Linked DNA regions of Homo sapiens: region 1 is linked to region 2. Evidence: chromatin loops called from intact Hi-C (ENCODE). Cell type or tissue: ascending aorta. All regions are shown on one strand. Each heading gives the region's core, and the rest is flanking DNA. Links, peaks and the distances in the headings are about the cores only. Region 1 overlaps LOC124902934 (a long non-coding RNA gene). Region 2 overlaps KRT7 (keratin 7).

Region 1 (2,903 bases), core at 305-2,804, 210 kb before region 2:
TTATCCATCCCTTGCGAAAATTACAGCTGCCTGTTAAATATCTCACTGACATCCTCCATTTCATTTTCTCTTTATGGTTGTGATGGTTAATTTTTTTTTTTTTTTTTTTGAGACGGAGTCTCGCTCTGTTGCCCAGGCTGGAGCGCAGTGACGCAATCTCAGCTCACTGCAACCTTCGGCTCACTGCAATTTCCGTCTCCTGGGTTCAAGCAATTCTCCTACCTCAGCCTCCGGAGTAGCTGGGATTACAGGTGCCCGCCACCACGCCCAGCTAATTTTGTATTTTTAGTAGAGACGGGGTTTCACCATGTTGGTCAGGCAGGTCTGGAACTCCCGGCCTCAAGTGATCCGCCCGCCTCGGCCTCCCAAAGTGCTGGGATTACAGGCTTGAGCCACCGTGATGGTTAATTTTAAGTGTCAACTTGACTGGGCTAAGGGATGCTCAAATAGCTGGTAAAATGTTATTTCTAGGTGTATTTGTGAGGCTGTTTCTGGAAGAGATTAGTATTTGAATCAGTAGACTGAGTAAAGAAGACCGCCCTCACCGCTATGGGCAGGCATAATTTAATCTGTTAAGGACCTGAATAGAATAAAAAGGCAGAGGAAGGGCAAATTTGCTCTTCTTTGAGGTGGGACACCATATTTTCCCTGCTTCAGACATCCATGCTCTGATTCTTGCACCTTCAGACGCGGACTGGAACTACTCCAGCTTGCGGAGGGCAGATCCTGGGTACTTCTCAGCGTCCATAATCATGGGAGCTAATGCCTCATAATAAATCTTTTTCTATATCTCTGTATATCCATCCTATTGGTTCTGTTTCTCTGGAGAACGCTGGCTAACACCATGGCACTTACTGCTTATGTGCAAGATTGTTGAACATTCATCTCTCCTACTTGGCTGTCAGCCCGGGGACAGGAGCTGTGTCTGTTTTGTTCTGTGCTGTGCTGTGTTTCCAGTGAGAGGGCTGGCCTAGGTGTTTCTCCGAAGTATGTTCCAGCTTTCGGTACCTCTTTATTTCTTATTTCTTCCTTCCCCTGCTCTCCAAGTTGACCTAAATAGTTTTTGCACCTTTTCTTAGGTTCACTGAATCTCCAAGCAGCGAGGTGTATCTGGAAAGACAGCTCAAGAATTAAGGGTGCTCACCCTTAATTACACTCCATTTTCCTCAGGACAGGCTGGAACAGATTTGGGATGGCGAGCCCCCAAACCAGCACTCTACAGATTTCGGGACCCCTCTTAACTCATTTCCCCCATCCTCCCAATGACGTCTATTCGCCTGCAGCAGACCCGAAGGAAGCTTCGGCTCAATGGTTCATTTGCATGCGCCCGTGCTATTGGTCGGAGGGGCGGCACCGTAGCCAATGGTGTGCAGGGGTGTTGACCGAGCCGCAGCTCTGCGCCGCCGGGTGAGGTAATGGAATCCTGGCTGGACCTGCTGCGGCTCCCTCCGGACTGGCTAGTGACGTAGCGGCTTCCCCGGCCCCACCCCGCCCAGCCCGGCCGCCCCCGGGAGCGCAGCTGGGGCTCGGCCCTGTTCCTTCCGGCCCGGCGTTCCGGTCGCGGGCCCCTCAGGGAGGACCCGCCGGGCCAGATCCCATCTCTGGCGACGCGGAGAAAAATCTGGAAGCCGTCGTCGGAGGATGACCAAATCCTCGCTCCTCTGGGAGTGCGATTACGGGCCTCTCACTTCGTAAATCACGCAGGCCTGAAACGCTCACATTTGTTTACCACGAGCATGTTTGATTTTGTAATTTAACAAATAAAATTGCAGAGGATTTTTAAGAGCCCTGGCCTGGATTTAGGGGAAATCTCGCATTAATTCCAGCTCTGCCATTTCCGGTCTGGAGACCTTGGCCACTTTCTCTTGGGGCCCTGACGCCTTCCATGGCAACTAAGTAGAGCAAACGTGGAAGTGCTTCGAAAACACCAAGTGGGGTCTCCTCATCCTTATGCAATCTGGAGAGTGTAACCCCATCTGGGCGGTGTCTCTGGACAGCCCCTGAGCCCTGAGACAGCCCCAGGAAGACCCGTCTTTGTGTCTCTATTTTTTCGGCCCTTAAATTGCTCTTAAGCCTGGGGAGAGGTCGGGGGACCCCGGCCAGGTAGTTCTTGATCCTCAAGAAGAGGAAGGAAACCATGAAGGGAATCCCTTCCACAGCCCCTCTCCTTATTCAGGGCCAGGGCCTGAGCAGGGGAGCCCCTTCTCTGCCCAAATGCCCTAGGGAACCCCCTTGACATCCTTTTACCCCCGCCCCCGAGGGCCAGGATGGAGGTGGAGTGGAAGGGTGTCTCCTAGGTGGGGTGGAGTTTCAGATGCTGTGAGATGGAAGGGCACCTGGGGAGGGCCACTGAGAGTCTGGCTTATGGTCCTGGGTCCTGTGGCTTACCTTGGCCCACTACTTCCCACCCTCAGGATCTCAGCCCTGCCCTGCCGCATACCTAAGGTTTGGGGGCAGCCTCTCTCCTCCATGGAGTGCCTTTTCTCTATACCCTGCCTGGTCCTGTCTCTTCTTTCACACTGGGCCCTACATTCTCTTCCTCCAGGGAGGCCTCTTGAGACTAGTCCTCTAGATTCTACCCCAATGCCAGCTCAAGGCTTCTTGGAGGCCACTTCTTGGATGTCCTGGCAATGTTTCCATACCTATTCTTGTGTCCTGCCTCCCCATCAGACTAGGAGCCAGCTTTCTGTGTAGGAGCTTGTCCTCTAGGAACCTCCCACAATGTGGGGCGTCACTGGCCATGGTGGCCTGTCTCCCCTCTGCTCCGACTCCCTGGGCCATGCACGTTGTTCACCTTTTCTCTCCTCACCTTTCCTATCTGCAATAGGGGCTGTGAAGCAGTGCCTGTAGAAAGGAGAGGAATTAGATATGAAGGAACAAGAGGCTGGGTAGAAAGAGCACTG
Region 2 (2,903 bases), core at 146-2,645:
ACCTGGGTTCAGGCCCTCGTTCCATCACTGATTGGCTGTGTGATCCCTGGGTGGTGCTTTCTCTTCTCCAAGACTCACTCTCCTCACCTGTGAAATGGGTGTTCTGGGTGTTGAATGGGTGCGAATCTCAAACTCTCAGTGATTCTCCAGCAGAAGGGCATGGTGGGAGTGGAAGAGCCCTGGGGTCCATGGGGATGGGACTGCGGAGCCTTGTCTGTCCTCCCTGCCTGGCTTGGAGGAGAATGAATCCCTTCCTCACACTGCTGTCTGGTCTCCTGGCATCGGGCAAAGGTTGATGGGAGTCAGACTGTCCTTCCCTGAAAATATAAGTTGGGAGGGGCCTTGGGTGGGGAGAGGGATGAGTTACCTGTACTCACTGCCCATCTCTCTGCCATAACTCTCTGTATGGCCCCTCCAGTTTGAGACCCTCCAGGCCCAGGCTGGGAAGCATGGGGACGACCTCCGGAATACCCGGAATGAGATTTCAGAGATGAACCGGGCCATCCAGAGGCTGCAGGCTGAGATCGACAACATCAAGAACCAGGTGGGACAAGTCCTCCTGGCTTCCCCTGCTACTTGGGGCATGCAGGGGTGGCCAGCTGAGGCCAAACTCAGGATGTGGAGCAGGAGGTTCCCATCTCCCGGCCAAAGCTGGTGCCACTGTCTCAGACCCCCTTGTGAGATCTCCAGCACAGAATGTTCTTGGCCAGGTCCTGGCATGGGCTGATGGGAGAAAGGTCCTGGATGTGCACAGAGCCTGTGGAGGGAGACTCAGGCTGGCTGGCCAGAAGAAAGCCACCACTGGTTCCACATTGATACTGAGCACTCTGCTTGCACCTGGTTCTGGCTGCAGGGCGCTGTCCCTGGGAGCTCATCATTCATTGCAGGGACAGAGGACAGCAGAAGACCTTATAATGACTCACATGGCCCTTTCCCACCCACTCCAACCTCACTTTCCACGATTCCCCTCACTCTGCTCTGGCCATGCTAACCTGCTTCCTGCATCTTGCATTTGCCAAGAATGGTCATGCTTCAGGGCCTTTGCACTTGGCGTTGCCTCCCCCTGGAATGTGGTTCTCCCAGCTCTGTCCATGGTTGTTGTTTTCTCCTCCCTGGGGTTTAGGAAAAGACCCCTTCTCAGAGACGGCACTCTCAAACACCAGCCCCTCTATCGGCAGCCTGTCTGAAGTTCTTTGAAGCCCCTGTCACTCTCTGAAATGTTCTGTCTTATTCATTAAGTGATTGATGGTCCCTACCTCCACTGGAATATAACAGATGCCTGGAGAGCAGGGACCCTGTCTGTCTGGTTCACTGCTCCTCTCTTCCAGCACCTGGCACATGGCAGGGGCACGGGTCTCAGATGAGAGACTGCCTGGGAGGATGAGCTTTGCTGGAAGCTGGGGTTGGAGGTGTTGATGGGGGAAGGGCCCCCAGCCCTGGCTGAGTAGTGTGTGGCCAGGGCAGCTCAGCCTGTGCAGGTGTCTGCAGTGGAGAGAGGGGGAGGGCACACATGTGGAAGCTTCGGAAAGCTGATTTCCAGATGAGCTGTGGGTGGTGGGGGGATGTGAGGGTGATTTACCCACAAATGTCCTCCCCTTGGAGCCCTGTGGGCCTGTTTACAGGAGGGCGGAGGCTGCCTTGGGGCACAGAGGCAGGGCCGTGAGTCACCCCATGAAGTGGGCCAGCTTCCAGGCCAGGAGGGGAAGCACAGAATAACAAATGGTGGTTTCCCAAACCCTGCAGCCTCTACTACATCCGGTTCTCCTCTCACACAACAGGGCGGATCCAGGCCTATAGCCAGGTGTCTACCACCACTGAGGGGCGTCATGGGGAGCTACAAGGGGTCTCCAGAGGCAGCGGGGATGGCGTTGGCTCTGGGGGCACCAGTGTGACAGGGCAGGGCACCGAGCTGTGGCCGAGGGGCAGAGTGTCAGAGGGCCTCCTGGGGAATGCTGTCTCTGGCAGAGAGGCAGACTGCCTCCACTGAGGGAAGAGGATCTGAGGATAGAGAATGGCCGGTAAGAAGGGAGAGAAGTCCTTGCCCAGGGGACAGGGATGGTGGTTTTCTGAGCTAAACAAGATGAGGCCTGGGACTATTCAGGCTCCTGGCAGTGGGGGCTGAGCCTAAAGCAGAGGGCACTCTAAGGCCAGGGAGAAAGTGGCAGCTGCTCCAGGCAGGCACAGGTCTGGAACCAGAGCATCCCTGACCAAACCCGGGGACTGTGAGTCATGCATCTCATGGCATCTGGGGGCATCTAGGAGGGTCTCTCTGCTCCAGGCCCTCCTATTCTGCGCCTGCTCTCAACTGGTTCCTATTTTATAGGTGGTTTCTGGTCTTTGTCAGCTGCCTGACATCTGGAGACTCAATTAAGATCCCATGGTCTTCGAGCTCCTGCAGCTGGGGGCTGGGGCTGGGGGACTGGGGGTTTGAAAATCATAATAGCATTCATTAAAAATGATCACAATAGCATTTATTAAGCACTTGCTGTGTGCTAGACATTGTGCCACGGACATCTTGTATATTATCTCATTTCATCCTCAAAATCTCCTGATGTTCTCTTAGAAAAGAGGGGACTTTGGCTTAGCAGGGTTGATTCATCCATGGTCACACAGCTAGTAAGTGGCAGAGCCAGAACTGGAACATAGGCGTTGGATATCCAAACCTATGTGTTTAACCCTTAGGATTCTCTGGTACTTGGGGGAGTAGGTGGTGCCAATGAAGCCACCTTAAGCAAGTTGCCCGGGTGCTCACTGCAGGATGGGCAGGCAGGAAGGCAGACTGGTGAGCCCCAGCTTACAGCTGCACTGCTGCCCACAGCGTGCCAAGTTGGAGGCCGCCATTGCCGAGGCTGAGGAGCGTGGGGAGCTGGCGCTCAAGGATGCTCGTGCCAAGCAGGAGGAGC

The links. Hi-C counts contacts between places; a loop is a spot of excess contacts. Peaks named below come from ENCODE experiments on the same cell type or tissue, not always from the same donor. Only the 100,000 strongest peaks of a DNase experiment are listed, where the experiment ranks them.
Region 1: a loop joins it to region 2, with 2.3 times the contacts of the local background. A loop is called at or near these places in 2 of 110 quality-filtered maps.

The regions. Positions count from the first base shown.
Region 1 is chr12:52,031,689-52,034,591 of GRCh38, forward strand. LOC124902934 (a long non-coding RNA gene) reads left to right here. Exons shown (of 2, transcript XR_007063311.1): 2 at 1,080-1,785. It also overlaps a transcript of NR4A1 not described here. Among named protein-coding and RNA genes, the nearest start is that of NR4A1, 18 kb to the right of the region's middle. RefSeq lists a silencer at 1,309-1,638. In ascending aorta, for the core only: no CTCF peak of the experiment used is centred there; DNase peaks (open chromatin) are centred at 903 and 1,413; H3K4me3 peaks cover 1,709 bases; H3K27ac peaks cover 2,401 bases.
Region 2 is chr12:52,242,594-52,245,496 of GRCh38, forward strand. KRT7 (keratin 7) reads left to right here. Exons shown (of 9, transcript NM_005556.4): 6 at 419-544; 7 at 2,819-2,903. KRT7-AS (KRT7 antisense RNA 1) reads right to left here. Exons shown (of 2, transcript NR_146274.1): 2 at 2,450-2,903. Among named protein-coding and RNA genes, the nearest start is that of KRT7-AS, 3.4 kb to the right of the region's middle. RefSeq lists enhancers at 248-1,223, 1,617-2,046, 2,097-2,246. In ascending aorta, for the core only: no CTCF peak of the experiment used is centred there; a DNase peak (open chromatin) is centred at 1,678; H3K4me3 peaks cover 327 bases; H3K27ac peaks cover 2,500 bases.